4 separate regions of the Mus musculus genome follow, and regions 1, 3 and 4 are each linked to region 2. Evidence: chromatin loops called from intact Hi-C (ENCODE). Cell type or tissue: heart. All regions are shown on one strand. Region 1 overlaps Atg7 (autophagy related 7). Region 2 overlaps Atg7 (autophagy related 7). Region 3 overlaps Tamm41 (TAM41 mitochondrial translocator assembly and maintenance homolog). Region 4 overlaps Vgll4 (vestigial like family member 4).

Region 1 (8,000 bases), 92 kb after region 2:
AACAGTATATGCGATGGATCCAGACTGGACCACATGTTATTCTTGTGGGTAGGGCATGGAAGATGGAGTCCTGGGGTTGGCAGGCCCATTAGTTAGAAACACTGATTTCTTCCTGTAAGTGGTATCCCAGTGACTGAGAAAAGTCTGTGATTGTTAGTAAAATAGAAATTAACCTGAAAATGTCAACCTGTAATCCCCAAAATTCTCTAGATGTATTCCAAAGCAAATTTTGACATTTCACTTAGAAACATTCCACCTTGTTAAACCCAAGTTTAAAAGCAAAGAAGTTCCCACATGCATTTCAAATGATGCTCTTGTCTCATCTGAATTGGTCCCCAATCCCCAAGTCCCTCTCTATGGTCTAGGGAGAGGATCACAAAGAGACAAACCAAGAGGAGTTAGAGATGTGTCCTACCCTGGCTTTGGTGTCATAGCTGTGCTAGCACTGCGCCATGTGGAATTTGGGGTTCTAGGAAGTGCTGTCTACAACCACCTCAACACTTGGGATGACTTCTAAGAGTCTGAATGACAACATTCTGACTCTTGGTTTGCTTCCTCCTTTGAAGCTGTGGCTACAAAGGCAAAACGCCTGTAAAAGACTTTTTAAGAGTAAGAGGCTTGAAAGAACGGAACAGCAACTGAAAGTCACACACACTCCAAACATGATTTAACCAGTCTTGCTTACAAGGAGTATATGAAGTGCCCTATTTACTGGGCTAATAAGGAAGACAGTTGCAATACAAGCTCAGGCTTGAATAAAAATAGTCATTCTCAATTTCCCATTTCTCTTATTAATGCATGTTTATTATTCACTAAGTATTTAATGTGTACAGCTGAGCTGTCTAAGCTCCAGGTAACTCGAGTGACTAATAGACCTCCAAGCTGAACACACAGGGCGCAGCCAGCATCTCCTCATGTGTGGATATTTGCACACACACAGGCTCTTTTTGAATTTGTGGATTTTGGCTATGGCCCGAGAAGTTTCTTGGGAATCTAATCTTCTCAATGGCAAGCTCCAGCGTTGCCCTTGCCAGGAGTTTAGTTCATGTAGACCTGGTGCCAATTTTCTTTTCACATATGTGAAGTAACAGTTTGGCACCCAGCAAACACACCAACGCCTCAGCAAAGACTGGAGTTTTTCAGAAAGCAAAGTGAACATATTTGGAACTAATTCTCTTCAGGTAAACTGGGTTGGAATTAAATGTTGTTAGAGATTGCTGTGTCTGTGCAATTGTAGATGTCAAAGGTCACAGCAATAAAGTATTTTTGTTTTATAGAGTTGTCCTTGGAAAGGCCACAGACCATATGACAGCAGAGTGCCCAGTGCCAGCCTCAAATCCAAATTCCATAAAGTTCCATCTGAAGCCCAGCAGGCCACCAGGCCCCACTTCTGAAGCAGGGCGCCCCACTTCCTGGGGCCAGCTAGCTCAGCCTGCTTTCCCAGCCCAAAGTGATGCATGTCCCCAAAACAGGGAGGGTAAACTTCAGCCAGCCCTGGTAGACAGTTCAAAAGCTGAAGACACCAACACTGGCGTTTTGGCAAGTGAAAGCCACAGGAGATCCACCCCGTTGTCACCATTCTGCTTGCCCGTGCTTGTGCATGAGTGTGTGTGGGGTGTGTGTATGTGTGTGTGTGTCTGATTTTCCTTGTTATTTTTAAAAGCTCAGTTCCTCTCACATAGATCACTTTCATGTCACCATCAACAGCAGGACTATATATCCTTCCAAATGACAAAATACTGAAGTGAAGGAAGGCACTTGCCCAAGATTTTGAGGATTTTGTGTGCCCTAGAATTCATCGAATGACTTTGTTATTATTATTATTTGATATTTACTTTATTTACATTTCTCTCTCTCTCTCTTTCTTTCTTTCTTTTTTTTTTTTTGTTTTTTTGTTTTTTTGTTTTTTGTTTTTCGAGACAGGGTTTCTTTGTGTAGCCCTAGCTGTCCTGAAACTCACTCTGTAGACCAAGCTGGCCTCGAACTCAGAAATCAGCTTTCCTCTGCCTCCCAAGTGCTGGGACTAAAGGCATGCCACTGCCCGGCCTATTTACATTTCAAATGTCCCCTTTCCTAGTTTCCCTTCTGAAAACCCCCTATCCCTTCCCCTGTCCCCCTGCTTACCAACCCACCTACATCTGCTTCCTGGCCCTGGAATTCCCCTACACTGGGGCATAAAGCCTTCACAGGACCAAGGCCCTCTGCTCCCATTGATGACCAAATAGGCCATCCTCTGCTACATATCCAGCTAGAGCCATGAGTCCCACCATGTGTATTCTTTGGTTGGTGATTTAGTCCCTGGTAGCTCTGGGGTTACTGGTTAGTTCATATTGTTGTTCCTCCTATGAAGCGGTTAACCCCGTCAGTTCCTTGAGTCCTTTCTCTAGCTCCTTCATTGGAGACCCTGTGCTCAGTCCAATGGTAGGCTGCGAGGATCCACCTCTGTGTTTGTCAGGCACTGGCAGAACCTCTCCAGAGACAGCTAAAACAGGCTTCTGTCAGTAAGCACTTGTTGGCATCTACAAATGGGATCAAATGACTTCTTATTCGTGGTTCCCCATATCTCCTAAAGATGCTGGGAAGTCCTTTGTCTTCTCTCCAAACCAGAACTGCGTGTAGTGGACCTGAGAAAGCCTTGCTTACCCAAGCCACCTTAGTAGATTTCTATCCCAAGGTCACTGTCAGGTCCACAGCTCTGCCAAGGACAGCTTTCCATGGTGGAGAATTGTGTCGAGGACAGGAGGGCCTTATGCACTTGAGAGCTCAGCTAGCAGCTGAACACTGACTGACTGGCCTCTCCCCCCCATTCCTCTCCCCACCCCTGAGGCATCAGACCCAGCTACCACCTGCTAACATGTCTGAAGAAAGCAAGAGGCCTCGGTCATAGCAGATGATTGGAGTTGATGCCAAAACTGCAAACAAGCCATAAATTACACTGTTCTCACAGTGCAGCCACTGCTCGTTAGTTATGGGGGAAACGGACTCCCTTTAATCTGTTTTATTTATGGTAGATGAGAGTTGATCTTTTTTCTTCTTGGCAATGCTGTCATCTTGTATAATTATAAGATCAGGTTTTCTCACTGAGTATTTTTGACCGGTTCTTGGAGTTCTCTGTACAAAGCCCTATGCTATCTACTATTGGAGACAGAAGTCTTGTACTCAGCAGGTGGGGACTGACAGCTGAGGAAGAGAAAATTCTGGAGGGGGATGGTGTTACACGGGCACAGCACTGTGAATGTTTTTTAATGACACAAAACTGTGCACTTAAAAAATAACTTAAATGTCATGTATGCATCACACAGTGGTATATTTTACCATAGTGGAAAAAAAATCCTTCTACTTTTTTTATGTCAGAGTTCATCATGTATTGCTATACTTACGTTTTATTTTGTGTATGTTTTGCCTCTGTGTGTGTGTGTGTGTGTGAGTGTGTGTGTGTGTGTGTGTGTGTGTGTGTGTGTGTGTGTGAAAACACCATGTGCATGCAGTGCTCAAACAGGCCACCAGAGGGCATGGGATATCCTGGAACCCATTATAGACACTCATGGGGGCAGGTCCTCTGGAAGAGCAGTCAGAGCTCTTAACCACCAAGCCATCTCTCCTGCTGTATATTTGCTGTGCATTTTAGGTTTTATGTATGTCTCTTAGGAAAATGGAAGCTTGCATGGCTAGCACAGGATTTGGAACTCGGGGGTTTCCTGGCTTCGTAACAGGTTTTCACTTTAGATTTCTCCTATTATCATGGTCTTAAGTTGCAAGTGATGGCAATTTGCAGCACAAGGAAAGGCAGAATGTCCAGTCCTGCTTTCCACAGTGCCAGACTTGGCCAGAGCTTTGGTGAGCTGAGCATGCCATCTGTGAGAACCAGCCCAGCCTGGTGGTCAGTAAGAGCTGAGCCCCTGGACCTGGCGGTCTGCCTATGCCTCTGAACATGAGTTCCACCATCCTCGCAAGCTGTAGCATCTTTGTCTGTGGAAATGAGGACACTACTTTCAGAATGATCAGACCTCAGTCCATGACCCTACACTGAGAACTCCATAGGTAGTAAGTCCCTGTCACCTTCCTTGCCTCTAAGCCTTTTCTCACAACAGACTGCATGGTAGGATAGCTGCTGATCCCTTCCTCCTGAGCATCTCATCACACACACACACACACACACACACACACACACACAAAAACCTTCCTATTCTTAGTGATCTGGGCTCTGCCTATCTTTGAGCTGGGTGGATATGTTGATGCTAGGGCAATGGAGAAGGGAGCAGGTCCTGGTACCCTGCCTGCCAGGACAGCTATGCAGACAGCCTGCTCTATGCCTCTGCTGTTGCCTAAAGGCCCCACTGTCTCATCCCCACCCTCCAGGTTCTCGAGGACTGGAATGTCTTCCTCTGACCTCTTGCCCCTTAGTCTAGAGCCCCCAAGAAGAAAGACACTAAACACAGACCTAGGTCTTTTCCCCCATAGCCAGCTTTTCTTACAGTGGTATGAGAGCAACCATCTGGGGCCTGGCATCCTTATATCGCTGTGCCTCCCTCCAGCCCAAAGGGACAGTCAGACCATCTTTAGGCCTCCCCGAGAGCTGGAACTGAGGGTGGAGGCTGAGCAGAGAACTTGGGTTGGTAAAATTACCTTGAATCCCTAAGCTGACAGCATTTCGGTCCCTTACTGAATGCTAGGAAACTGAAATCCACCCCACTAGGCTTCAGTCTTATGGGAGGAGCTGGTGCCCAGGCTTATCGGGACTGTTCAAGCCTTCTCTTGAACCTTTGGGAGACTTTACACTTGTAAGTGCTTGAACATGAGAATCTGAACTGCACAGCTACTGAATTGTACCTGTACATCTGTGTCACTAGTGCCCCAGCAAGATGTGGAACAGGCTCCATCCAGTCTCTCTCAAACCTCCTTCTAGTCTGTACCCCCAAATCTCCACCCTTCTAACTTGTATCTTACCCAGGTACAAAGTACTTGTAAAATCTTTCCCTTCCGTGCCCAGCCCAAAGTCACACCTCATCTAAGTAATGGTATTTAGGAACTAAAACTTGGACTTGGGGTATAGGTCAGAGGTAAAATACTTGCCTGGTGCATGTAAGGCCCTGGGATCAAATTCTAACACCAGGAGAAATATAAAGAGCAGCAGCAACACCCCAAAGCACAAACCCAAAGCCAGTTAGTGGCTAGCATGACAAAACCACAGGGCTGAATGCAGACGTTTTCTTTTTCCCTCCCCGCCCCACACTCAGTGTGTCAGTTTCTCCTTCTGCTCCTGAGCCAGGTCATAAGGATGCCATCTCAGAACCTAGAGGAGCAGCAGGCACCGGGCACTTGGGTCCTGTTTCCAGCTGTGCCAGCCTCACAGTCGAGGGTCTCCCCACCGGGAACAGGGATATTTGCTTTTCTAAAGCCTAGCATGTCCGGTGAGCCCCAGCACCGGCCAGCCCTGCCTGCCTTTGTCGGATGGAGTTAAAAGGCTTTTGAGGCCCTCACTGTCCTTCCCCCAGCCCCCCACCCTGGCTTGCACAGCCCCGCTCAAGTCCTTTTATCTAGTCAAGGTATTCAGTCTGTTTACCTGGCGCTAGAGATAACTACAAGGAACTATTAGGTTGACATAGGAGACAAACAGGAAATCAGAGGATTTACAGATGTTATCTCTTTGACACAGAGGGTCTTTTACACCCCATCAGGACAGATGCTATGATAGTACTGAGGAAACACACTGTATATGCAGTTATTCCTGGACTTTGCAGGTTTGCAGAGCTCTGAGGGCTAGAGAGAGGAGATGGGGAGAAAAGTGAACACAAGAAAGAGCTGAGACAGATTTCCTCATTTACCATAAAGATACACACTCTTTGTTACAGGGTAGAGTTTTATTCAATAATTCTGCATAGGATTCATTATATGCATATTATTGCATAAGGCGTAATCTATGCCCTGCTAGGAAGCAGATATGCCAAAAAGGTTAAGTTCTCAAAACTGTCTTTTTAACACATTTCTACTCCTGCTATAGATGGGAAATCTAGAGGAGCAGCAGGCACTGGGCACTTGGGTCCTGTTTCCAGGTGTGCCAGCCTCCTAACATGTCCAGTGAGTGCCCCCAACACACCGGTCCTGACTGCCTTTGTCAAAGTTAGGGGCCCTTTTGAGGACAGGGACACAATGAATTGAGAAAATGTGGGTAGAAGGGAAGAAGGCTGGGGGAGCAGGCAGGATGGGGGTGGAAAATAGTCAAAGCAAAATGAGGAGGCCAGCAGAGGGGGACCCCTGAGCAGGAAGTCTCTTCAGAAGTCTCAACACCTGAACCCCAATGCCGGCCACTAACAGTGCCAGCCACTATCTGTCCTTGCTGACAAGCAGAGAGTCAAGGCAGACCAAGCTTCACAGTTAGTTCTGCTGCCTGGACAATTTCAGGGGGGGGGGGGGAGGGAGGGAGGGACAGAGAGAGACAGAGACAAGGAGGGACAGAGAGAGACAGAGACAGAGACAGAAAGAGAGAGACAAAGAGAGAGCTCTTCAGAAGATACACAGCAAGGAGGATGCCTGCTTATCTTCCCGCCCCGTCTGCGGTTTCCCATTTCTCCTGACGCCCCTCTAAACTCCAGCTTGACGTCATCATGGCTGGTGGCCGCAGCTCCCACGGTGCGAGTGCCAATTTTCCTTTCTGCTCACACGTGGCTCTGGGATGCTCTGCTAAGCTCTAGCCACCTGCACACCGCATTTGCTTTTCTTTAACTTTCCATGTTATCTGCTTTTTTTCTCTTACCTCACTGCCAACTAAGGTTCTCTCTGTGTTAATTAACGGTGGGTGGTGGCCAGTCCTCTTGCCTCTAGGCCTCACCCCACCTCACCCCACAAAGTAGCTTTGCTAGTGCACACATTCATTTCCAGGTGTTTCCCACGCAACAGCCCTCAGTGAAGTCACCTTGGGACGGGCCCTATCCCCTCCCCACAGACAGGAACTTTAGGCAGGAGAGCAAGTTCCTGAGTACCCAGCAGCTCTATCATAAGGATCAGCTCTTGGGATGATGACAGCATTGCTCTCCTCTCTTTAAAAAGGAGTCACAAAGAAAGGGTTTGGCCCTGGCGAGGCCAAGTCAAACAGGATGCATCCTGCTCTCTACCGCTGTGCAGGGAGTAGCCGCTCTGTCCTGTCAGCCTCCCCTCTAGCCACCTCTGGGTCACTTCCTCTTTCTGAATAGCTCCCTGACCTGCTGGAAGGGTGGGCAGTGGAGATTGTGTTTCCATGAACTCACCGAGGAAAAGGATCCTGCAAGTTTCTCAGGGACAGAATGAAGGCCGTTCTTCTCCCTGCAAAGGAAACCAGGTCCAGCCCACCTGCCAGAGCAGTAGCCCTACTCGGGATGACTGGCTTTGAGGCTGTCTCAGGGTCTTTTTTACCCTGGGCTTCCCTGAGGCTGTCTAGGTCCCTAAGGCTCTGTGTCCTCACTAGACTGGTACTGCTCAGAATACCATGGGGCCTGTCATCAGAGAGCCCATGAGCTCAGTGGTAGCACCTGCCTAGCGTGTGGTGTGCAGGATTCCAAGCTGAACCCCAGAACCACACAAGAAATGCAGCATAGCCGGGCGGTAGTGGCGCACGCCTTTAATCCCAGCACTTGGGAGGCAGAGCTGGCAGGCAGATTTCTGAGTTCCAGGACAGCCAGGACTACACAAAGAAACCCTGTCTCAAAAAAAACCAAAAAGAGAAAAAAGAAAAAAACTGCAGCATAGGGTTGGGGATTTAGCTCAGTGGTAGAACGCTTGCCTAGCAGGTACAGAGCCCTGGGATCAGACCTCAGCTCTGGGGGAAAAAAATATTAAATAACAAAGAAATACAGCATAAATAAACATGCTGGAAAACATATGCATGGCTCTGTCAAACCCCGTGGCTCACAGTCCTATCACAATGGAGAGCCCCAAATCCTAGCTCATTTAAGCTCAAGCCCAGTTTAAGTAAAGAATCACGAATGTGTCACAAGCTCGTGAATACCTGAGAGGGGTGGAGAGAT
Region 2 (8,000 bases):
CCAGTGCGTGCAGACGACCTGACACGTGCATGTGGATGTCTGCATCCCTACCGGGCATGACAACGGGAAGCCTTGGCCCCTGCATGGAGAGCAGACTAGACGTATGAAGAACCCTCGTAAAACTGGAGGCATTTTAGCTAAAATTACAACCCAATCCAGGGATTCCCATCCCTGCCCTGCCATCAGTCACCTCTGAGCCCTTCCAGACTATACCTTTACCAGCACAGCTCAGGGCCACCACTGGAAACCTCCAGAACCATGGTCATTGGAGATGCACCACCCTAGAAAGAAAGACTTTGTGGTGGCATTCCTTCCAGAGATGGTCACATTCCTCAGGTGGCATGGAACCAGACCCATTTGGTGAACTAACCTCTGTTGCTAGGTGCATTTTCTGGAGGGCCTTGTATACCTGATGAAGTCTGGCCACAATGCAAGACAGTCACAGGACTGTCAACCCCACCCCCACCCCCCAGCCCCCCTGTTAACAGCCCTGAGCTCATGGCCTGTGCATCCTGCTGCTGCCTCTCACCTCACACCCAGGGCAGCATCTCTTGTCTTCAGAGCACTGATGGCCAAGCTCAGGGATAGCCCAGGACTTGTGCTTTGCAACAGAGATCTCACCCTGCCTGCTTTGCCTGTATAGGCTCTGACAGTGACTTACAGGGCAGGAGCCAAGGAAGCTTAGGTAGCTCTCGTCCAGGGCCCTCCAAATGCAGTAGCAGCAAGGAAACATATTTCAGGCGTATCTTTTCTTCTGGGCAGGAGGGCACATAGCTCTGTGCTAGAATGTAGCAATCACAAGGCCCTGGGATTAGCATCAAGAACCAGAAATGATTAAAGGAAAACTGTTAGTTTTCAGCTAAACTGGACACTTAAGCTGATGATTATTTGCGGGTATAGGACGTGCAGGAACTTTTCATTCTGATCTTGTTGAAACTACCAAATATATAAACTGTTTCTAAATTAGCATTTCTGAGGCATAATTTACAGTTGAAATAAGTCGACTTTAATAAGTGTTGGCAAAAACCTGCACTGCTACTCACCTCCACAGAGGAGACTTGGTGTTTCTGTCCCCCCAGCTGTTCCTTTGTGCTGATGTCCTCTATAGTCCAACCTCAGCCCGCAGCAGCTACACATCAGATTTTTGTATGGGCAGCTTTCACAGTGCCTCTCCTTAGTGCTTTCACCTCTGAAAGGGGAGAGTGGGGACTGTAAAGATAGCCTAGTGGTTAAGAGCACACATTACTGTTGCAGAGGACCCACATTTAGTTCCCAGTATCCAAGTCCGAAATCTCACAACTGTCAGCCCCCAGGATCCTAGCACCTCTCTCAGTGGGCACTGCACACATGAGCACACATACCACACACTTTAAATAAAATAAGTCTTGAAACACATAAAAGGGCCTAGAACAGAATCTTTGACACTTTACAGACCTTTTTAATTTAAATATTTGGCCCATAAGGTGGAATAGTGGTGTTCTTTCCTAGAAAATGTGGGAAGGATTCTAATCTGGGGTAGATGTTTACTTTCTTGGACTGTGAGATGATGCCTGGCCTCTGTGAAGGATAGCTAAGGATAGTGCTGAACTGTTGGCAGCAGCCTCTGCTCCATTCATTTTATGCATTCCTGTCAGGCTGAGGGATAGGAGTTGACCATACACGTAAGACATCATTTGTAGACTCTCAGTTTTTCATGGTCTATAGCCCTGCTGTATGGGAATACTGCAGAGCTTGTTCTTAACTTCGAGCTCTCACATACGTGGCCAACTGATGACATGTGCTGGAGAAGGTGTTTTCCAGCAGGTAGCTGGGTATGAGGGCTCACCCTTCTTATCCCAGTATTGGGAGAAGGGTGACTGTAGTATAAGGCAAGCCTGAGCTACAGAGTGAGTCCTTTTGTCAAAAATAAACAAACATCTGTGGCATGACTGAATTTGCACTTGCAAAAGAAGGATTTTAGACTCTTCATGCCATGAATAAAGATTAGCCATGGGACTGGTTTGAGATGGCTTGACTCCTGGGGTACACCTGTGTTGCTGTTGGCCTTTGTTTCTCTCTCTGTCTCTCTCTCTGTCTCTCTGTCTGTCTCTCTCTCTCTCTCTCTCTCTCTCTCTCCCTCCCCTCCCCTCCGCTCCCCTCCCCTCCCCTCCCCTCCCCTCCCCCCCTCTCCTCTCCTCTCTTTTTCAGCTTCTTAACTAGTTTTACTCTCTCCCTTCCCTCTAGTTCTGGTCCCAACCTCTGTTCCTAAGTTTAGCAGCCGCCGTTCCTACAGAACAGAAATGACAACAGAAGCTCCATGTGCCACCACGGAATAGAGACAGCTGTGCGGGCCGCTTTCAACAGCATTTAGTGGGAATGTGTTAGCTCCAATTGCTTTAAAAGACCTCAGTATGAAAGTAGCTTAGGTGTGTGTGAGGCACACTGTGAACAGAGCATGCATGCATCTTATCTTTTGATCATATGTATTTACCATGTAGGAGTCAGTTCTCTCCTTCTAACACATGGATTCCAGGGACCCAACCCAGGCTCTGCAGGCCATGAGGAGCAAGCCAGTAAGCAGCACCCATCCTTGGCGTTAGCTTCTGCCTCCAGGTTGCTGCCCTCACTGCTTTGGATGATGGACTGTGTTGTGGAACTGTGGTGATGTGAGCCCTTTCCTCCCCAGCTTGCTTTGGTCATCACAGCAGTAGTCACCCTCACTGAGACAGTATGTTTTTGCTCTGGGATTGAAGGGGCTCTAGAAATGGCCTGTAGGCTTTCTCGAGATTGGGTGTGCTGGAAGTGAGAATACACTTCCCATCAGGCTGTGGGTTGCAACCCAGCAAATGGAGACCTCTGTGAACAGCATCAGGCTTTGTGTTCATCTGAACTTAGCTGTTCATTCAAAATGGCTCTGAGTAAAGAGAGTTGAGAGGGTTGTGTCCCTTTTTCTATTTACCTGACATGATGGGGCCCTGGAGAAACTGTGTACCTGTAGGCCCATCGTGACAGAGACAAGCAGGTCCCAAGAGCTTGCTGGCCAGCCTTCCTGCTGTTGTAAAGTGATAGGGTGGAGAATGATGGACACCTGATCTCTGGCCTCTGCATGCCTGTGCTTAATCATGGACCCTGCGGGGGTGGGGAGGGGCACTGTTTAAATGAGGTGATTGAAGTTAATGGGAGAGGCTGTGCTCGGCAAGTCTAAGACACTGGGTCTGATCTCTGGCTCTAAAAGAGGAAAGCAGAGGAAAATTATGAAGACATAAAAGAGAATGCTGTTACCTAAAAAGAGGGTGCCGGGGAGCCAGGTGCCATCTGGCTATGGAGGTCCACCTGCTGATTGATACCAGCCTAGACAAATGTGAGAAGGAATGATTGTTGAGGACAAAGTCTCCATGAGATTAGCCTGTGGGCAAGCCTGTAGGGTATTTTCTTTTCTTTCTTTTTTTTGTTTTTGTTTTTTGTTTTTTGATGTTTTTTGTTGTTGTTGTTTTTGTTTGTTTGTTTTTGAGACAGGGTTTCTCTGTATAGCTCTGGCTGTCCTGGAACTCACTTTGTAGACCAGGCTGGCCTCGAACTCAGAAATCCACCTGTCTCTGCCTCCTAATGGGTGATTGATGTGGGTGGAGGGTGTGGCAGGTGGCTTGAGGTTCTATAAGTAAGCAAGCCACGATGAACAAGGCATATTCTTTATTATTCCTCCGTGATCTCTGCTTCAGTTCCTGCCTCCAGTTCCTGCCCTGACTTCTTTTGGTGATCAACTGTGATGTGGAAATGTAAACTGAAATGAACCTTTCCTCCCCCAAATTCTTTTGGTTATGGTGTTTCTCACAGTAATAGGAAACTGCGATGCCACCGTTAGTCATGGTGACCACGACAGCAGTATGAACCTGAGACAGGCCCCACTAGAAACCAGATTTTATTTCCTCCTGCCCACCCATGCCAGGCTGCTTCACCTGATCATACGTTTCATGACCTTAAAACTGGGAGTTCTGGCATCAAATAAATGAACTTTCAAGATTCATGTTATCTTGCTTACTGCGGATGCTGGCTTCTGTGGAAATGATCAAGGCTTTACTATTACAAGTTTTATAAATGCTATGTTCCTGGTACATACAAGGGGGAGCAGCGCTCCATCACCACTCAGCCGTGGTGGGTGGAACCCACGAGCTGCTCTAAAAGTGGATTTATTGGTTGCAATCAGATGTTTCTGCTCAAGGTGGTGCTGTTTCCCCATCAATGCTGTGACTGCGTGTTTTTATTTCCGCGGGGTCTGCATTCAGCAGCTAGTCAGTGTGCCTACCTTTGCCTTTTGTTATTCCCAAGTTGTCTGCCCTTGAGAAGCCACCACAGAGTTGTGGAAATGCACACTTACCCGGCCTCTGTATTTCCATAAGAGAAGCGAGTCAGAGCAACCTAGAAGTCTGAGTTTTGTTCTGTTTTGTAATGCTGGGGTGGAACCCCGGCCTCCTACATGCCAGACAAGCAACCTGCCATTGGACTACACCTTAGCTCTCAGGCATTTCTTAAAACAGTACTTTCTGTTTGTTTTGTTCTTCATACAAGGTCTCCTGTAGCCCAGACTGCCCTTAGGCTTGCTATGTAGCCAAGGATGGCTTTGGACTCCTGATCCTCACCACCATGCCCGGGCGTATGCCGTGTTGGTGATGGAGCAGAGCCTGGTGTATGCTAGCCAGGGATCCTACCGACTAAAACCCACCCCAACCCCGAGACAGTGCTTGAGGTCTTCCACCTTGCTTTTTATGTTTTAAAGTAAATGTGCTTTTAGGTCTCAAACATTTAAAGATCATGTACATCGTGGGAATAAAGAGTCAGAATAGTTCTCTCAAACCTATCACCGTATGGGGAGGAACTTACATTCACAGAATCGCCTGTGTCAGGACCCATAATAACCATTTCTTCCTCCTTGTCACCCACAGACATGCATCATTATAGCTGTGTTTATCCCTGACCTAATGAGTAATTGTTCTGTTTGGTTTTAGATCCGGGGTTTTCTGTCACGGTTCGATAATGTTCTTCCTGTCAGCCTGGCATTTGATAAATGTACAGCCTGTTCACCCAAAGTAAGTCATTTTACCTCTGAGCAATTTAACCTCATCCTAACCCACTCGGGCCAGTGGGGTGGTGCGTGCATGCGTGCGTGAGTAGAGGAAGGGAGCCCGGTAGGCTTGGTCCTGCTGCTGTTGATCTGCATTCATCCACAGAAGCCAGCTTGGGAAATCTCAGGTCCTAGTGTGCAGAGAGCCTGAGCTAGCTGCTGGGTCAGCTCTTGCTGTACAGTACTTTCAGTTTGGTCATAAAGCTCTCCTGAGTGTCTCGGTCCCCGCCTGAGGGGTTCCTTCCTCGCATCTACTCAGCAGTGCAGCTTCTTATGCTTTCCCCAGAAGGTGGGGGTTTCAGGCAGGCCCAGCTGTGTTTTGGAGATGTTCCTAATGCAAAGGAACAGCAAGCAGAGATGAGGGGCCTGGATTGGGAGGCCGGAACAAGGCCCCTTCCTCTTTGATCTTTCCAGCAGCTCTAAAAATAGAGCAGGGCTGTTGTCCACTGTAATGGGAACCGGCTGATGTATCTCAAAACGACATGGCATCTCAGTTTTTAATAGGCTCTGAGTTATTCTCGCATGTGTACTGTACGTGACAGCTGATTCCCTTTGGATGTCCCTTTAAGCCAGTGCTTCTCAACCTTCCTAATGCTGCGACTCTTTAGGACAGTTCCTCATGTTATGGTGACCGCAACCATAAAATTATTTTTGTCACTACTTCATAACTATAATTTTTCTACTGCTATGAATCATGATGTAAATATCTGATACACAACCCCTGTGAAAGGGTCGTTCCTCTCCGAAAGAGGTCACAACCCTCTGGTTGAGAGCCACCACTTTAAGCCTTCAACCTCCCCATCTCCAGCTCCTACTTGGGGTGCTATGCAGAGTAGCTTATGGGGGTCACTCATCCCAAGATGGCGTTTCTCAGAGGTCTGAGGTTTCCCTGCTATGCCTCCTGCAATGGGCAGAGCTGAGGGAATTGAATTCTAGGAAAAGTCTACTTAGAGTGGCTTCTGTCCTGACCTGTTTACCTAACAGTGGAATCTGGGATAGATAAGCCACAGTAATGGATTTGGTTAAATCTAGGCACTCCCGAGTGGAGAGTGGTTTGTTTTCCTTTCTGCTCTGAGAGTAAACTAAGCCTGCTTTATTGTTGGGCATCTCAAGTGCCTGGTTGAGATTGAAACCTTATAATTTGTGGGTAGATGACCTCTGAGCCCATTCTTCTTGCTGTTTCTCAAGGTATCCTGTATCCTCTTTGGCAGGACCCTGAGGGTGGTAATGTGCACATCTGTTTGCAGGGACAGGGTCTCAGGGCTGTGTGCTCCTTAGTGGAAATGTCTGTCTGTCTGTCTGTCTGTCTGTCTGTCTGTCTGTCTTTTCATTGTACGGCTGAACTAATTGCTCTCCAAATAACTTGGCTGGATTATTTTCAAACTGAAATCCTTTGGTGCCCATGCCAGAAGTGTCTCTGTGGCTTTATGTAGGTCTAGCTCATCAATGAAATGAAGATAATTGGGTTCTCAGAGAAATGTGAGCATTTGCTTTCCTGCTCTGTTTCTAATTAAATCAGCCCATAAGATGCTGTCTGTCTATAAAGAAGCCCAAGGGTACCTCAGGCTGCCCCTCTTTTTTCTTTAAGAAAGAATAGCTTTTTGTATTTTTGTCCTCCCTCCTTGGAAGCATGAGATTAAACACAGGTATGGTGTCTTTGTTACCAGAGTTATTTCCTGTCAGTGGCCATTCAGAGTCCTGCGTTACACAAACTTGCCAGGCGAGTTAATACAACCTGATGTGGATTTTCACAGCTGCACTGTCCCACAGCGATCACTTTTCATGTGGTCTGGATATTGGGTTTCCTTTGTGCCGAGAAGGCTGCACCTCTTTCCAGGAGAAGCCCCTCATTTACTTTCTTGGCCCCCCTCCCTGCCATCTGCATCATCTGTTCTCCGAGCGTTGATTCTTCGAAATGACAATTCCAATTAAGCGGAATCGCTCGCTCTATGAGAGCTTGCTTAACGCTTACTCAGCAGGATGTTTTTTATACTGAGTCATGTCTGAGTTGCTGCTGTTTGAATCAAAATTCTTTGGAGCTAAAAGCAAGTTCTACAAATTTTTCCTTTGATATTCATGAAGTCATTTTTTTAAAAATTTTTCCTCAGTCTTAGGAATTTCATACATGTATACAATGACACATTAGCATATCTTTCTGTTTCTTCTCTTCAACTCCCCTTAAACCATCCTCCAACACAGCCTTTCCCTACCACATGCCCCCACCCTTAACCTACTTAGTCCCACTACACTTTCTGCATGTACATGGATGTGGGGAAGGACTTGGGAAATCCTCTATCAAGGCCACACATTCAAGAGAGAATAATTCTCCCTCCCCCAGAAGCTATCAGCTGCCAGTAGCTTTCCAGGAAGAGATGGGGGCCTGGGTCATACCTCAACCATCTGGGCTGGAATTTTGACTGGATTTGTCTTACCTAGGACTCCTGCAGGTAGCCATAGTTTCTCCGAGTTCATGAGTGCGCCAAAATGTCAAGTCCAGAACTTTGAATTTTAGGACTCTCCTCAGCTCCAGCTCTTTTGTGCCTCCTGCCTTCTGTCTTCTCCAGCCATTGTGGAGGTGGTAGTGGTGTTTAGAAGCCCGTCCCACTGAGGACCAAGCCTCTGTCTCTTGTTCCCATGAGGTGATGTTTTCCTTTGTTGGTTTCCAGTATCCATCCCCCTTCACTCCCACCCCAAAGAGAGGCTCACTCTACTCCTGCTTGGTTTAGCTTCAAATATAGGAAGGGGCCGGGGGAGCAGGACACTCAGGGTAGTGAGTCTTCTCTTTATTAAACGTTGATGCTGGTGGTATAGCCCCATCATGTTGCCAGAGTTGAAGAAGACATGGGTCTCCGCACTCATGTCTGGGAAGGTGGCATCATTGTCCCTCTCAGCATGTCCTAGC
Region 3 (8,000 bases), 280 kb after region 2:
AAGATGATGGCAGTGACTGGAGCCAGCCTTAGAGGAGCCAACACAACAAAGGGCAGAGAGGAAAGCAGGGTGGATCAGTGTGTCCTGTACTGCTGGGTTCTCGGTACGTACACACGTCTCAGTACTGGCTGGGCAGAAGCTGCAAGGGGTCGTCTAGGGCTCTGCACCCAAAAGTCAGTCTGCTACACAACTTCATACAAAACAGGCCAAAACCAAACCAAACCAAAAAAAAAAAAAAAACAAACTGAAAAGACAAAAACCAAAACCAAAATCCCACCAAGTGAATGGGGACTGGGGCACTAGAAGAGAGCCCAGCTTATGTACCCTGTAGACTTTACAGGCTACAAGTTCAAACGCACAGTAGCAGCACCTGTCATGTCCAACTCAGTGTGTCCTCAAAGTCAGAACCTTTTGTTCAGCATGGATCACAAAATGCACTCACAGCTCTGTACCTAGAAGCCTTTTCTTGGGGTCCAAAGTCCTCTCATGTGCTTGGGTAGCACCTGAGTTAGTGTCTGACAGTGAATTAAAAAAAAAAAAAAATCAACCATAGCCAAGCATCGTGGCACACACCTTTTAATCCCAGATTCAGGAGGCAGAGGCAGGAGGATCTCTGTGAATTTGAGGCCAGCCAGGCTGTAAAGTGAGACTCTGTCTAATAAAGACCCAGAAACAAACCAAACCTTACCAAGCATGACTCAAACCTTGGTCTCCTCGATTTCAAGCAGCCAGTCAGAGTGACAAGCAACTCTTAAAAAAGCATGGAGCCATTTATTCATAATCTACACGTAACACAACATCAGTCAAGTCAGGACGCTTTTCTCATCCACCCTTTCCACATTTTGTTCAGTTTCCGTGAACTATAAATCACAGACTTCTTCATACCTGCAAGAAAAAAGAAGCGTGGATGAGGAGTGAGTCCTGTTCGGTGGACACGCAGCTACCGTCCCAGAGGCTTGTCTTTGGGTTCGGGCTACAGTGGGCTGACTGGGGCGTTTTGAGAGGACCTGGGAGCCGAAGGCCATTAGAGGCCGCAGAGACTCTGAGCTGGGCCCCTGCTGTGCAGCACCATTCTGTGTCTGACCAGGATTCCTGGGGTTGAAAGGGGTTCTGGCAGCCACTGGGCTTCCCAGGTCTTTTAGAAGGGAGGAGCCTTCTGGTGCTCCCTCTCGACAGCAGGAGCATCCCAGTCACTGCTGCTCTGTGTCCCACGCACGCCACCTGTCTGCCTAGAGCAGATGCAGTTCCAACGACACATGCCAGGCTGCTCTCTTGCCTGGTGCTCGCCTCTTGAATAGCATTTACCCCTCTGTTCTGCACTTGTAGCTGATTCTCCTGTCTCTGCCTAGACTGACAGCTCCCCAGGACAGGGCCCTTGTTCTATTCACCCAGCGTTCCTTTCACCTCATGCAGTACCTGGTACCCAGCAGCACACAGGAGATGCTTAGCTGAGTCTTCTGAAGTGGCAGAGTGAAGATTGGTTCTTATAGGCCTCTGACTTTATCCCAACTACAAAATCCCAGAGAAGAGGCTCTCTGAGGCTTATGGGAAACGCGTACCAAGGGATAAACTGGGTGCTAGTATTCTCAGCTGGTGCTTTAGGGTGTGGCCTGAGGAGCTGAAGCCTTCTTCTCTTTGTGCTCTGGGTTGGAAGTGTATGCTCCTGGCTGTGGCTTGGTGACCATGTTGACAAGATGGGAGGATTAACTGGGTAGTGATCTTTTAAACTACCTGGCCCTGTTAACTGGAAGCTGCCTCACCTGCTTGGAATCTGTGGCTACTGCAGGCAGTGACAGGGAGAAAGGCAGGGTTCCCAAAACCATTAGCAGATGTGTCTGGATTCGTGTTCTCAGCTTGACATGATCTCGTTGAGAAACTCCAAGTTTTCACTGCCTCCACCCCTCTTAATTTTCTCCCTGAAGCAATGACTCTGGTCAGACTCACCCACCTGAGCACTAAGGCTGGAAGATCATTACATAAGGTGCTGTTTCGAATTTCAGCAGAACCAACCAGAAGGCCGAGCAGAAGCCAGGCAGTCACACATGCAGGACTCAGCACAGCAAGCCCAGGCTGCTGAGTCACGGCTGGAGACCGACCAACTCCTCTTGCCATAGCTTAGTGACAAGCTCCTCTGAGATTGTCAGGTAAATACTGACCATGGCTGAGTGGCCCTGGGTGCCATCTTCAGCTGCTTAGAGCACTAGATGCCTCCCTTGACCGAACACAATTCCTCCTTCAGCGGTCAGAAAGCCTGCAGTAGGGGACTGTGCCACAAAGAACACTAGGAAATGACTGCTTATGTGCACTTCCATGCAGAGGGGCCCTGAGGTTAGATTTCCATGGGCTCCGTCCATAGCCACACCACTCTGAACGTGCTCGATCCCACCAGGTTTTCTCAAGAGCTGAGGTTTGCTCAAGGTAAGAACAATTAATTTCACCAAAGGCTTAAAATATTTCAGCCAACAATTTCATAAAATTGAAACAGTGTTCTTCAAAGGACAGCAAAGTCTGTGAAGCACCGGGGGCAGGTGGGAAAGCCCCCTGTGGAGGCTCTGTGGAGGAGCCAGAGTGGCACGCCAGGGCAGGAGCTGTTCACATTACCACATCAAACAGGAGTGGGGTCCAGGAACAGCCTGAGCTCTGAGGATGGAAGGGGGAAGGCAAGAGAAAGGAGGAAGAGAAACCGTCTAAAGCAATTCAGGAAGAAAAAGCATCAAGAAGAAGGGGCCATCAGTGGGCCAACTTCTCCAGCACACACTCTAAGGTGGGGCCTGACACAATTCTATATCCACACCTATGAAGACAAAGTCAGTGAGCCTCTGAACACTTGCAGTGAGCCTCCAACTGACCTGTGTACAGGGAAAGGCTCATCCGAGGCAGAGCTACAGCTTAATTTGACAGGTTAGACATGGCTGGGTGTGGCAGTGGACACCTACAACCCTAGAACCCAGAGAGCAAAGCCAGACAACTGAGGTCACAGCAGCCTCAGCTACAGATACCCAATCAGAATAGAGGAGGGAAGCAGGAAAGGGGGGAGGGAGGGAGGGAGGGAGGGAGGGAGGGAGGGAGGGAAGGAGAAAGAGAGAGAGAGAGAGAGAGAGAGAGAGAGAGAAAGAGAAGGAGGAGGAGGAGGGAGGGTGTTCAACCTTAAGTGATAAACACATCATCAGAAAGATGATGTAAGATGAAAATAACGATTGGCTCCACTGTGTTTCAGGAATGGGATGAGGAGCAGCGAGGCATGCTGGGATATCTCTTAGGGATAAGACTAAACGTGTCCTGTTAATTCAGCGGAGTCTTTTGAAGTTGGGAGATTTAACTCTGATTGACCATAAAGACAGGAGGGAGAATTAGACTAATCGGCTTCCCGCACCTCAGAGGGTGGCACCCCAGTCTCTGGGGTTTGCATCTGCCTCCTGCCTCCTTCTTCTCCTGTGCCCCATGCACTCTCTTCCCTTGCTGCCCTGGCCTGGGCTTGCGCAAGGCTCCTTCAGATGGCTAGCTGGCTCTATCCCTATCTGCTGGTCTCTCTGGTAACAGTCCCCTCCCTCTTCCTGCATCCTCAGTAGCCTCCCTCTGGCCTCAGGGAGGCTCAGCAGTCTTTGAATGCTGAATGCAGCTTTGGGGCCGACCTTTGTGCGGCTCTGGCCTATCTCTCAGGCTGATCACTGACTCCAATTTCCTACCTACCTGTCCTCACACCCGCTCACTCAAACTGCTGCAGCAGGCTCGAGCCAGGCACAGAGACTCTGTAAAGGGCTGCTGCTTAGACAAAGACAGTTGGCTCTGCTGGTCTTTTGTTGGCAGAGACTGGCTACCCTCAGTGGCAAACTACTTTCTTCAGGGGCTCCGTGCTGACGCTAGTTCCTGATGAACTAGGAAACTTGAGGAGAATCTTGCTGCTCTGCTAGCAACAGGGTATGCGAGATGGAGACCAGCTCCTAACGAAGAAACTTCCAGAGAAAAGGAACAGAGTATTTCTAAGACTTCAAGCTAGACCATGAGCGTATCTGACAAACTGCAAGGGAAAGCTATTAAGACAGAGGGCCATGCTGCTCACAAACACAGCGCACCGAACATGTTTCCCAAGAAAATCTGCAGGGCGGGTTACAGATCTCACAGGCTACCACATACACAGAGAGGCCAGGCACAAGGCCAGAAGACCCACAGAACTGCAGCAGGGTCATCGTTGCCTACTGTTGCCGCTGCCTGTGCCCTTTCTCCCCCTGTACAATGTGGGGCCCTGAGAAGTGAAGCAAGTCACTGCTCAGGGGATGCAGGGCAGTCCTGGCCCGGAGGGAACCTGGGTGGCAGGTTCTGCTAACACTGCCCTCTGCTGGCGAATGGCAGAACTCAGTGGGGAGATGCCCAGGGCCTATCTCAGGGTGGAGGTTATCAGGAGGTGGTGCAGGGATTCACAATGATTTTTGTTTGTTTGTTTTCACTCCTGGCTAATAATTGTCACTATTCAAATAGGAAAAGCAATTTTAGGTCTACTTTGGTGCGGCTCATGACTGTATTGTTATTCATTTTTTACACACAGAGGCTGTTCTTCTTTGGTAAGACATTACCATAACTAAAGATAACTTTTATTAAAATCAGGCACATCATGGAATGGAGTCCTTCAGTTTCTCGGTTGTTTGGACCCAAAGGGTCCCAAGGTTTTAAGTGACAAACAGTTTAGTTAAGCCCACAGTGTATGGAGCAGTAAAGCTTTTCATTGAGCAAAACGGGCCAATGAAGAAAAACAGTTTGGATTTTCTAAAATCTCCCACCCACCCCAAGTCACAAAAATGCTAAAACATACTCATGCACAAACTGTACTAACAGACAGATCCCAGCACTCAGAGGCTAAGGTAGGAGGACCGCCCTGTACTGCATAGCAGGATAGTGTCGCAAACAACCAATGAGGGCTGGTGGTGGCTCAGTCAGAGCACTTGCCTTCCAAGTGAGGAGCCATGGATCTGATCAGTGCTAAAACCAGGTGTGGTGGTCCATGCCTGTCATCCCAGCACATGGAAGGTGGGGGCCAGAGGGCTGAGAGTTCCAGACCATTCTTATCTACGTAGCAAGTTTGCGGCTGGGCCAGGGATATATGATGCCAACTTACATAAAAATATAAAAATGCTGTTAGGACAACAGCATACTGATACAGCCCTACTTTACTGAGTCTCACCATGTCAGCTCAGAAACACCCAGAATCCACTATCTTCTGTTGTCTATTGTAAAGCAAATCCCAGGGATCATATTATTTCATCCATAAATATTTTAGCATGTCCCTCTGAAAGAACAAGATTAAAAACGCCAAACAACACCATTATTGCAACTGAAAGCATCAAACATCCCTTGTAGCCCAGAAACCCATCTCAACCAGCCACAGGCACAGCACAAGTCACCAGCCTGATTCGCTCTAGCAAACCATGTCACCCATGTCAGCTTCGCCCGAGTCCACCAGCAGGAGCTCAGAACACATGACTACCTTAGTCAGAGACACCAAGTTACGTGCAGAGTTGTGGGAGACCTTTTCTGCAGCTGACGTAAGTGTTTAGTGCTGCTGAAACCTGGCCAGAGCCTTCCAGACTCGGGGGCATCACTGCATCCAGGGAACAGATGCTCCGAGGGACATGCACTGGGCTGTGAGCCTCGAGTGTGGCCACACCAGCTCCAGGGCAGTCTCACACCCAAGGAACAGGCGTAGGGTGAGAAGTCACTCTGTTTGGGAGCTACCCCTGCGCCATCTCCTGACCATGTACGTGTCAGTCTTCCTTACCAGCTCAGGCGGCGGGATGGCCAACGCCTGAGCAACCAGCACAGGGCAGCCAGATGCTCAATGCTAGGAGCAAAGAGCTACAGCAAGCATTTTATGTGATGACACCAAGAGCTGCAGAGAGTGAGGAGAGAGAAGGCTTCCCACACCTTACTCATCAACACAGCTACTTTGGTGGGTAATCTGGCAATATCTAAGGCTATACTTGATGAATTTGCTGGACATAAAGAACAGAGGAACGGAGGCTGGGAAAGTAACTAGGGTGAGAAAGCGCCTGCATAGCCTGTGTGACACCCAGTACCCCAGACTCACAGAGGCTGCCAAACCTCCCAGAGAGCAGAGGTCACATGGGAGACACAAGGACAGCAACCCCTGGCCTAGGAGCACCCACATCTGGATAAAGGACTTCACAGTGGGAAAAGAAGGGATACTCTGAGTTCCCCTGAAAGAGATCAAAGGGCCCAGCACAGCATGCCAATGATGGGACTCCAGAGCCCCAGGGAGAAGGAAGAGTCAAGGAGCTCCCGAACACACACATGGACTAAGGATCAGAATAGCTTTGAACTTCAACAGTAGTCCTGAAAGTGAGAATAATTGAAGTAATTATTTCAAGAATCTGTCTTCTCTCCCCTCCCCCTTCTTTCTCCTCCCTCCCCTCCACCTCTCTCAGACAGCGCTCTGCTATGAAGACAAGGATGACTTTGAATCTGTAAGCTGTGCACCAAGAGAGTGCAGGGCATAGCCACGGACCCGCAGGGCAGGGGAGGAAACACACATCATCTGCCTCGACTCAGGGTTCAACTTTCAATAACGACTCGGCCCAAGCTGCACGTAGGAAAGGAGAACTCAGGCAGGAGGGAGGCCATGGGCGGGCGGGCCTGGCACCCAGTGGCCGAGGGGCGAGCATAACTGTGGCTCAAACATGGCCTTCGATTGCCCACGGGGAGCTGGCAACTAAAGTGAGGAACAGAAGAACGGTAACCTAACCCCACGATTCAGGAGACAGCAGGGGAAACAGAAACATCTCACCAAGAGAAGGCAGCAGGTGTCCGTGAACGGAGCAGGGCACTCCCCTGTTTTTGCAGTGCTTTGCGAGGGGTGACTTCAATACAGAAACATGAGAGCAAAACCCCACACAGGAAGGAGTTATTTAGGAACTGAGAGGAGAGCCCAAGCCTCCTGCCAGCACCTCGGGTGGTGACCCAGGAGTTCAGGTCACACTGCAGTCATGACTATCTAAGAGAACTACAATGACGGGGTGTATGGGTTAGAACTGCACCAGTACAAGGGAGATGCAAATGCAAAGCTCTGTATTTCAACCGGCAGCACTGAGGCCATTCTGTCCAGCATTATGTCTTCCCTACTGTCCTTTGCTACCCCAGGTGCCTGTTCCCAAAGGTCTTACCAGCAGTAAAAAGGCCTTTAGTGCTCTGCCTGATGCTGGAAGGTCTGACGATTGATGAGATCGCTGCAAAACACAAAAGCAAAAAGGATAACAGAAGCTGGACACAGGCTGGTCATCTTAGAGGTCTTAAAACTCCGATACTAAATATCATTTCCAGCTAGTCATTTCCAGAACCAGCGGGGGATTGCCGGCCCTGTTGGGAGGCCAGCTGTGCACAGGCCCAGCTGTGTGAGCACCCGCAGAGGCCGAGGCTGCTGTACAACTTGGCCACCTTTAAACAAGGGGGGTGGGAGGTGACCCTCGAAGGTCATCTTAGGAATTTAAAGCTGCCCATGCCTTCTAGTTCACAGTTCTAAGATGCAGAAAATGTGAAGAGATCTTTGTTTTTTATCTCGAGGTGCCCATAGTAAAAGGAAATGAGAATTTTTATTCTAAGATACAGGGCCCAAGTCTCCCATCATCTCAGGGTGGCAGCAACCCGCCAAAGGCCTGGCCTGGCCTAGGGGAGCTGGTGCCTGGGATTCTCAAGAAACTTGGTGCAGGTTCCGGAGAGGGAGGGTGGAGCCACCGCCAAATTCCTTACTGCAAACTGCATTTCTAATCAACAAATATTTTACTGAGAGACAAAGGGAGAATGAATTTGTTTGAGAGACAGGGTCATTTCAGTTTCCTAATTATGCCTTCCCTACTGTCCTTTGCTACTTAAGAGAGAAGTGGGTCTCTCAAGTTTTAAGGTTGTGATCTTTCAGTTGTTTTTAGAGACAGAGCCTCGCCTTGCTAATTAACCTTGGTTGGCCCTGAACTCACTATGTAGCCCAGGCTGGTTTT
Region 4 (8,000 bases), 150 kb after region 2:
CCGGTGTCTTGAAGAGGCAGTTGTGTGAATGAACTGGCTTTCAAAGAGCAAACCTATTCTTGGGGGTACTCAGCACCAAAGGGGCTCATAAGGCTGGGCAGACAGGGTAGCGCCTCCATCAGGGTTCCAGGAGGAACTCTAGGAAGATGATCTACCATGACACATCCACAGAGAGGAGAGGTCTGGAGACAGCCACATTCCCCACTGCTGTGCCACTGCTACAAGGTCTTTCCGAGCTTCGAGCTAAATCTTAGGAAGGCTCACTTCTAGTTTCTCCTCGGCGCGTTTGCAGCACATCGCTTTGGGTGGGAACATCAGAAGCTTCACCCTACCCAAGGTTTGCGGTGGGCGCACACACACGCGTGCAGCAGCCACAGAGATGGCCGCACAGATGGCCGCTGGGATGTGACTTCGTTCCTTAGACGAGCCACTCAGAACAGAAACGCTTCAGCAGAAAGCCTGCCTTCAAATGGGTGGCAGGTGCCGCCAGAGACCGCGTCTCTATGCCACGTCTCCCTTTTGGAAAAACCCGGGAACTTTATCCCTCCCAGCTACCAGAAAAGTCTTCCCCTGTCAGCCTTACCAGGGTTCAAACACCAGTCCATCAGCAGTACTGCACACTCCACTAACCAGTCGCCCCACAGCAGCACCTGGCACTGGCCATCACTGCAGAGGAGTCAGCCAGGGGGCCCGAGCACGGGGAAGGCCTGGCTCCTTCAGCATAGTGGTAGTCTCTGAACGGGAGATCAGGACACGTGATATAGGTAGGGACAAGAGCAGCATGAGGATTAGCCCAGGCCTGCAGTGCTCTGTGCCCGGGTCCCATAAGAAGGTGAAGACATCTGGGTCTCAATTCCCAGCACTAACATGGCAGCTCACAGCCATCTGTAACTCTAGTTCCAGAGACTCTGACGCCCTCTTCTGGCCTCTGTGGGCACTATACACACCAAACACCCACATATAAATTAAAAGTAACACTCTAAAAAGAAAGGTGAGGGCATACGAACCTTCCTTTTTATTCAGCTCTTCCTGAGACTTGCTCTGGGGCAGACACCCTGCATCCCACATACATGTGTAGTCCACATGGCTGCACACCCACGTCCTGCACAGGAGTGCTAGCAGTCTGTGGCTGGGGGTAACGGGTCTCAAATTACTCTGTGGGGTCTCTTTCACACATTGATTCAATACTGAATAAAAACCAGAAAGGAGGGCTGGAGAGATGGCTCAGTGGATAAGAGCACTGACTGTTCTTCCAGAGGTCCTGAGTTCAATTCCCGGCAACCACATGGTGGCTCACAGTCATCTGTAATGGGATCTTCTGGTGTGTCTGAAGACAGAAATAGTAGTGTACACACATTTATAAAATAAATCTTTAAAAAGGAAAAAAAACCTAGAAAGGAGGTTTTTCTTCTCAGGTCACCTATAACCCTGACTGACCTTAGAAATTACAAACTACAACGAAGAATAACAGCAACAAAAGCTCAGCCATTAACACACCATAGAGCGAGCTCAATGAACCTCAGGTATTGAGATTCTACTGTTGGCAATTAGATATGCACCCAAGAAGAGATCTTTTGACACTTAGCATGATTCCTATATTATACTACCAATAAAGGAAGGGTCCCAAGGCCTCCCGTCTGGACCACACGGACCCTCAGTGTTTAGGGCTGTGATTGCCTCCAAGCACCTGGCTTGTCCTTGCCGAACTCCACCTCTCTAAAAACTGGAGAAGAGAAGGACTCTTTTTCTTTTAATACATCTATGGAATTTAGCAATAAGCTTTAAATTACTTTAAGCAAAGATGGTTTTTGAGAGTTACCCTGGTCCTTGGAAACACTCCAGTATGCTAGCAACTGGTTAGGCTGGTTACGACTCAAGACTTTCCTTTCTTTTCTTTTCTTTTTTTTTCTGGCTTTTCAAGACAGGGTTTCTCTGTGTAGCCCTGGCTGTCCTGGAACTCACTCTGTAGACCAAGCTGGCCTCGAACTCAGAAATCTACCTGCCTTTCCCTCCCAAGTGCTGGGATTAAAGATGTGCACCACCTCCACCTGGCTGGTCTCCTCCAAGCTTAGAAGCTCCCCATAAACACAGAGGCCATCATCACTTAAAGGCCTACTTCATCTCTCAGTCTCAAAAGTGCCCTTCCTGACTGCCACTTCAGGATCTTGCTATGTAGCTGAAGCTGCCCTTCAATTTGAGACTCTCTTGCTTCAACCTCCCTTACAGTAAGCATTCGTCAGCATCTAGAATTCTCCCTCCCCGAGCTGCACACTTTGCTTTCCTGGGTGGTTGATCACATCTGAGCAATGCCCTGGCCGTTATGGTCATCTTTAGAGCTACCTTGGAGCTCTGAAGAGGGGAAACCATAGCATGGGACCCGACTTCCTGCTCGAAGCTGATGTAACATTTGCCCTAGACCCATGCAGAGGATTAACCCATACCTGTCCACTCTACAAGAGCTTCCAAGAGCCAGGTTCCAGTGGTTCCCGTTCAGAACCCATTCAACTGAAGTCACTGCCCCCGGAGCCCTCCGACTTTACCTGTGCATGGGGGGATCCGGCACTGGACCGCTGGCTTTCCCTCCCTCAGCACCAGACACTGCTTCCCCGTGACACTTGTAAGTGCTCTTTGGTTGAACCAAATAGCCCTGCAGCTTATTTCTGTGTTACGGTAAGGGATACAATACCATTAATTTTTTTCCCTTAATTCTTGTGAATAAGTGTTTGCCTGCAAAAGATGGTATGGAATCCCCTAAAACTGGAGCTACAGGTTATTGTTAGCTACCACGTGAGTGCTGGGGACTGAACTCGGGCCCTCTGCCGGAGCTTAAACCTCTCCAGCCCCTACAATACCATAGTTAAGGTCATTGTCTAGTAGCACTAAGTGCATTCACACACTATACAAACCATTTACCACCGCCCACCTCCAAGAGTTCTCTGTTGTCCCTACTAAGCACTAAGACCCCAGGCCAGCCAGTCCAGGGAGCAGCCACTCCATGTTACCTCATGATGAGCCAACCGTTCTCCATGCTAGAGGCCCTGTCATACCAGCAGTGCTTTGACTCTGGGTTATTTTGCTCCGCGAATCCTCATGTTTCACCCATGTGTGGTAGTATGTGTTAGCATTTTCTGCCTCTTTAAGGCTGAATGTATTCCACTGTAACACGGAGACCCATGCTTTTAGCCACCCACTCATTAGTGGGCATTCTCCTGTGCTGTTCCCACGTCTTGACTATGTGAACAGAGCTACTGTGAGTCTAGGTGTTCAAACAGGACCTAGTACGCTCTGCTTCCAATCATTCTGTGTAAATTCCCAGAAGAGGAGCTGTTGGGTCACAGTGTGGATCTCAGTCTAACACCCAGTCCTTAGAAGTTCTGACAGATCACCAGCAGCCTATCAGGTTGGGTCTCTCATTCACCACCTGTCCCGTCTTACTATGACAGAGAAACCAAAGAAAGGTTGGCTGGAGCTCAGGGCCAGCCCTCAAGCACAGAACTGATCAGCCTTCATAAAACAGCCTTCCTGGATTGTGGGAGGCTCACCAAACACTGTGAACATGCCCCCACAGAAGTTAGCGCACACCCTCCTCCCTGCCACCAGGACACAAGACAGTGCGGACTGGGACAGTGGCTGCGATCAGCTGTGAGCTTCTGGGAGACTCACAGCCACATAACTGTGGTTCCCATTTCTCACTATGAGCCCGGAACAATTGCTTCAAGTCTTCAGAGGGTGGCTAAATGTTAACAGTAATAGCTACCATTTGTGTGGCAGCAGTATGTGGCGGGACCAAGTCCTCAGTGTGTCTGCACCACTCCTACAACAAGGGCACTCTAACCCGCAGGTCCCTCCCCGGGCTCCCAGGGGCAAGGCAGGATCGCAGCTTAGCTGGCCGGGGTGCAGCTCTCAGAGTGGATGAGGGTAGAAGTTGGTAGAGCAATGGTGCAAGTTCCTCAGAGTTGGGACAAAAGCATTTTCTATCAGACCCGAGAGGTCAAGAGGTCGCTGGCTGATGATGAGCGACAAGGGAGCCTGAGTGGTGTGTCCAGGGGAAAGCGGCTGAGGTCAGAGACTCTAGACTCTGCCAAGTGCTTTTCTCGTTGTCTTCTGTTACGAATAAACTTGAGAGCAGAAGCACAAGCCTGGCGTCTGGGCTGAGAAGGAACAGGGGCCCCCAGCATCTGCCCCCCTCACGTGACAGCCTCACCTGAACCTGGGTGCTCCTTAATCCTGCCAGCTACCTCCACACTGCTCTTCTGTGACCGCCCCCTAGCCCTAGCAGGAAGATTTGGTGATTGCATGGCTCAGCTTGGGACAAGGTGCGGGTGGCCAGGAGACAGGGACCCAGGGAACATCCCTGCTGCGCCCATCAGTTCTGCCTCCCCCAGCTTAAATTAATTACAGCTGAAAATACAGCGCTGCCATCTGCTTTGAAAACGGCAGGATAAGGGAATAAAATGAAAGGGGGTTTTGGTACTAACCTCACTTTAATCATTGCCAAAGAGCATGAAGACAGCCCAGCGTCCTCCCACAAGAAAGCCTGGGGCCTCACAAACTTGGCAGGCAAGGCGGGCGCGCACCCCGTCAGAATAAGAGTCCCCGGGAGGAGGGTGTGAGGTGCGGGGCCGCCTGCCCCTCGCTGCAGGGGAAGCTTCCTGCGGGCCTGGGAGAGGCTGGGAACTCCTGGGAGGCGTTATTTACGGAGTGCCGCCTGCCAAGAACGTTGCATGCATCGCTGCAGTTCCATTTTCAGAGAAAACAGATCTGCTGTCAGAATTACAGCGAGTCACTTCCTCTTTCTTTGTTTCCCTACCTTCCATAACATCAGGCTTTTAGCAAACTCTACAACTTGGCCAAAGGAAATGCTGGCAGGAAGGGGCGAGGCAGGAGGGAGGGGACGGGCCTGCAGTTCAGCTTCTGTGGGTTTTCTGGTCCTCTTGCCCTTCTCACAAACCCCACTTGAGAGGCTGTTCTGTTACAAGTGCTGGAGGCCAGCACTGAGACCCAGCTAGCCCCGGTGAGGACATTATCTGCTCCCATCTGCAGATTTCTGAACCTTATCCCAGGCCAGTGGCTTGATTTCTAGGGGAGTCACCTGCCTGCCTGGTTCCTTCAGATCCTAATTTTCCTTGCAGCATGCATGGGCCTGCTGGCTCCTTTCACACCACAACAGAACAGCATTTATATCAAGCAGGCTCTCCTAAACCAGACCTGTAGCACGAGGATGACCGCACCAATGAAAGAGCAGTTCTTGTGGGAGGAAAACACATTTAAAAAGAAAAAAGAAGAGAAAAGAAAAGATGCAAAGGCTGTCTTCCAAACCTGCCAACTGTCACTGTCTATAGCAACCGTGTCCATAACACTGCGTCTCAGGAGTGTGACTTTCTAGTAAAGGCTACATCCATCAAGCCCAAGGGAACATCTGGGAAAATGGTTAAATAAAAACAATTGCATTTTTGATTTCAGAGTTTACTAAGGATACCCAACAAGAGACAAGTCTCACACACTCCCAGTTCAGCTCAGCAGCAAAGGTCCTGGAAGAGAGAGGGAGGGAGGGACGACAGCCAGGGAGGCCTTTGGACGCAGACCTACCCCTTCTCCAAGGGGTGAGGAGCCCTGTTCAGCTCCACTCCACAGTCACAGCCCACCTCTCTCCCCAGGGCTAAATCCCTCCAGCTCCCACCACCTCTAGTGTGGAAGCCATCAGGACGAGCACAGATACACAGAGCACAGAGGCCCATGCACATAAAGCTCCTTCATTCTGTCACAGGAGTGTCCTGAGCAGTCACAATGGCCCTGTCCTAGCCACGGGGTGTGGGTGTTCTTCAACACACTTCAGTCCTTTCTACAACACTTTTGGAAGGTTTTCCTGCTAAAGAAAAAGATCTAGTAAGTGATCCAGCCGCATCCAAACAAAACATTCTGCATGTTGGGGAGGTGTGTGTGTGTGTGTGTGTGTGTGTGTGTGTGTGTGAGAGAGACATGTGTGCATGCCAGCATAGAGGTCAGGCTCCAATGCTGTTCAGTTCACCTCAGACCATCAACCTTGGACTTGTTTTTTTGCTGCTGCTGCTGCTATTATTTTTGGTTTTTTGTTTTGTTTTGTTTTGTTTTTTAAAGACTGTGTCTTTTTCACGGGCTCTGCTGACCAGCCAGGGAGCTCCAGGGAACTGCTGTCTCAGCACGGGGTTCTAGTGTGAGCACCCTCAACCAGCTTTCTCACGTGGTTCTGGGATGGAAGAACGCAAGTCCGAATGCTTGCAAAGTAGGTACTATTTACCAACTGAGCTATTATCATAGCCTGAAAGGTCTTTCTTTTACAAACACTGTAAATACTTGGAAGACTTCGGAAGACCAAACATGCTGGACAGTTAGTCACAGACTACACACGGCTAGCAGGCACACCTGGAGAGCTGCAGGGCTCTGAGTGAGGATGCTAACCCTCACAGATGCAATCGCTAAAGAAAGGAAAGTTGAGGAGGACTGAGGGAATCTCGGAAGAAATGCCCCCGTCCCTGCCCCCTCCCAGCACTGGGGAGCATGCTCACAAATTACATATTATAGCCCCACGAAAGAAATATGACAAACAAGCCCAAAGTCCTGAGACCATGCAAAGGCTGGTGGTATAGCTCAGGTGGTAAGACACTTGCCCAGCATGAATGAAGCCTGTTGGGGTCTCAATCCACAGACCCCAACACTAGGGAGATGAAGGCAGAAGGATCAGAAGTCACCCTTGACAACATAGTGAATTTGAGGCCAGTTTCTTCTCTGGAGGAGGAGGAGGAGGAGGAGGAGGAGGAGGAGGAGGAGGAGGAGTCGTCGTCGTCATATCAGTTACCTATCAAGTGTGCTGCTGCTGCTGTTGGAAATTCAAAATCTCCAGTACACACATGCACACATTTCCAGCTTTCAGTCTACAGACTCCACCGGAGGGTTGGTTATAGCTCAGATTGTCTAACCAGGTCCCATCTTCAGCAAGGCAGGGACAAAGAAAGGGGGAGGGGGCATTAACCTGAGCTTCAAATGAATTATCAATGAGTAAGCAACTGATGACCACAGGAAAGCAATTCTGATTGGGTCAGGAAGGAAATAAACCTTTGCCATGAATAAATAAAAGCACTGTTTTGGGAGTTTGTTTGCTTGTTTAAGTTAAACTGTCTAACTAGCTGGCCGAACACGGTGGCCTTTGGAGCACTGGTCAAGCTATGGAAAGGTGAGCGAGCCCCCCTAGGACAGAGGTGAGCTGCTGAGTTTACCCTGGCCTCTCAGCATTGCGCCCCCAAACCTGCCTCCTCCTTCAAGACCTCTCTTTTTTTGGTTTTCCCCTGTGCCCCCTTTGAAGCTCAGCCTCCCCCACATGGTGGCCACACACAAGCCCTAAATCCTTTTGTATTATGCAGAGGGTCCCCAGCTTCTCTGCGGTGTAAAGGGAGTGTACACTCAGTAGGAACTGCACTCTGGGTGTTGAATTCTGTTCTCCCCGGCCTGGCCTGGCACTCTGTAGTGACTTCTCAGGCACCTGCAAACCAAAGTGCCCAGCAGCCCTAGTGGCTCTGTTGAGAAGCTAAAACAAGAAGCAGGCGGAGAGCCACATCCTTACTTCACAATGGGTCGGTTGATAGGGATAAGTATCACCCTGGTGTTGATGGACAAGAAGCCCCCGCCATTGGTTCAACAGGAGAGTTCGTGGGCACTGACCCTCTAGGACAATTCTTGGGTCCTACCACCAAACCTTTTCTAGAACAGCTCTCCTATATAAAAATCTCCGAAGCAACATGTTTGTAACTGCATCCTGCCCTTAAAAATTGATTTAAAAAAATGAATAAACTTAAGATCAAGCCTTTTTGGAGAGCTAAAACAAACAAACAAACAAACAAACAAACAAAAAACCAAGCACGAGTCACTCAGCTCCTTGGGTGGGGGAAGGGGCTGAGGCAGAAGCCCTGTGAATCTTAGGCTACTTAGACTACACAGAGACAGACAAGGCAATCTGTAGAAGGCGC

What was found. Hi-C counts contacts between places; a loop is a spot of excess contacts. Peaks named below come from ENCODE experiments on the same cell type or tissue, not always from the same donor. Only the 100,000 strongest peaks of a DNase experiment are listed, where the experiment ranks them.
Region 1: it touches region 2 in a loop (2.5-fold over the local background); 8 of 42 quality-filtered maps call a loop at or near these places.
Region 3: it touches region 2 in a loop (6-fold over the local background); 19 of 42 quality-filtered maps call a loop at or near these places.
Region 4: it touches region 2 in a loop (2.7-fold over the local background); 8 of 42 quality-filtered maps call a loop at or near these places.

The regions. Positions count from the first base shown.
Region 1 is chr6:114,811,553-114,819,552 of GRCm38, forward strand. All of the region lies in intron 18 of Atg7 (autophagy related 7), which reads left to right. Among named protein-coding and RNA genes, the nearest start is that of Gm52917, 81 kb to the left of the region's middle. In heart, a CTCF peak has its summit at 3,542 (motif pointing right); DNase peaks (open chromatin) are centred at 929, 1,450, 6,609 and 7,109; H3K27ac peaks cover 2,586 bases; H3K27me3 peaks cover 351 bases.
Region 2 is chr6:114,719,912-114,727,911 of GRCm38, forward strand. It overlaps Atg7 (autophagy related 7), which reads left to right. Exons shown (of 19, transcript NM_028835.5): 17 at 4,983-5,063. Among named protein-coding and RNA genes, the nearest start is that of Gm52917, 11 kb to the right of the region's middle. In heart, a CTCF peak has its summit at 4,201; no DNase peak of the experiment used is centred here; H3K4me3 peaks cover 482 bases; H3K27ac peaks cover 2,772 bases.
Region 3 is chr6:115,003,635-115,011,634 of GRCm38, forward strand. Tamm41 (TAM41 mitochondrial translocator assembly and maintenance homolog) reads right to left here. Exons shown (of 8, transcript NM_026894.1): 7 at 7,173-7,235; 8 at 747-885. The coding sequence ends at 809. Among named protein-coding and RNA genes, the nearest start is that of Tamm41, 30 kb to the right of the region's middle. In heart, CTCF peaks have their summits at 3,592 and 4,345 (motif pointing left); DNase peaks (open chromatin) are centred at 3,527 and 4,327; H3K27ac peaks cover 894 bases.
Region 4 is chr6:114,870,561-114,878,560 of GRCm38, forward strand. The region is part of intron 2 of Vgll4 (vestigial like family member 4); the gene reads right to left. Among named protein-coding and RNA genes, the nearest start is that of Vgll4, 47 kb to the right of the region's middle. In heart, CTCF peaks have their summits at 3,603 and 4,938; DNase peaks (open chromatin) are centred at 2,531, 4,631 and 5,602; H3K4me3 peaks cover 2,105 bases; H3K27ac peaks cover 5,131 bases.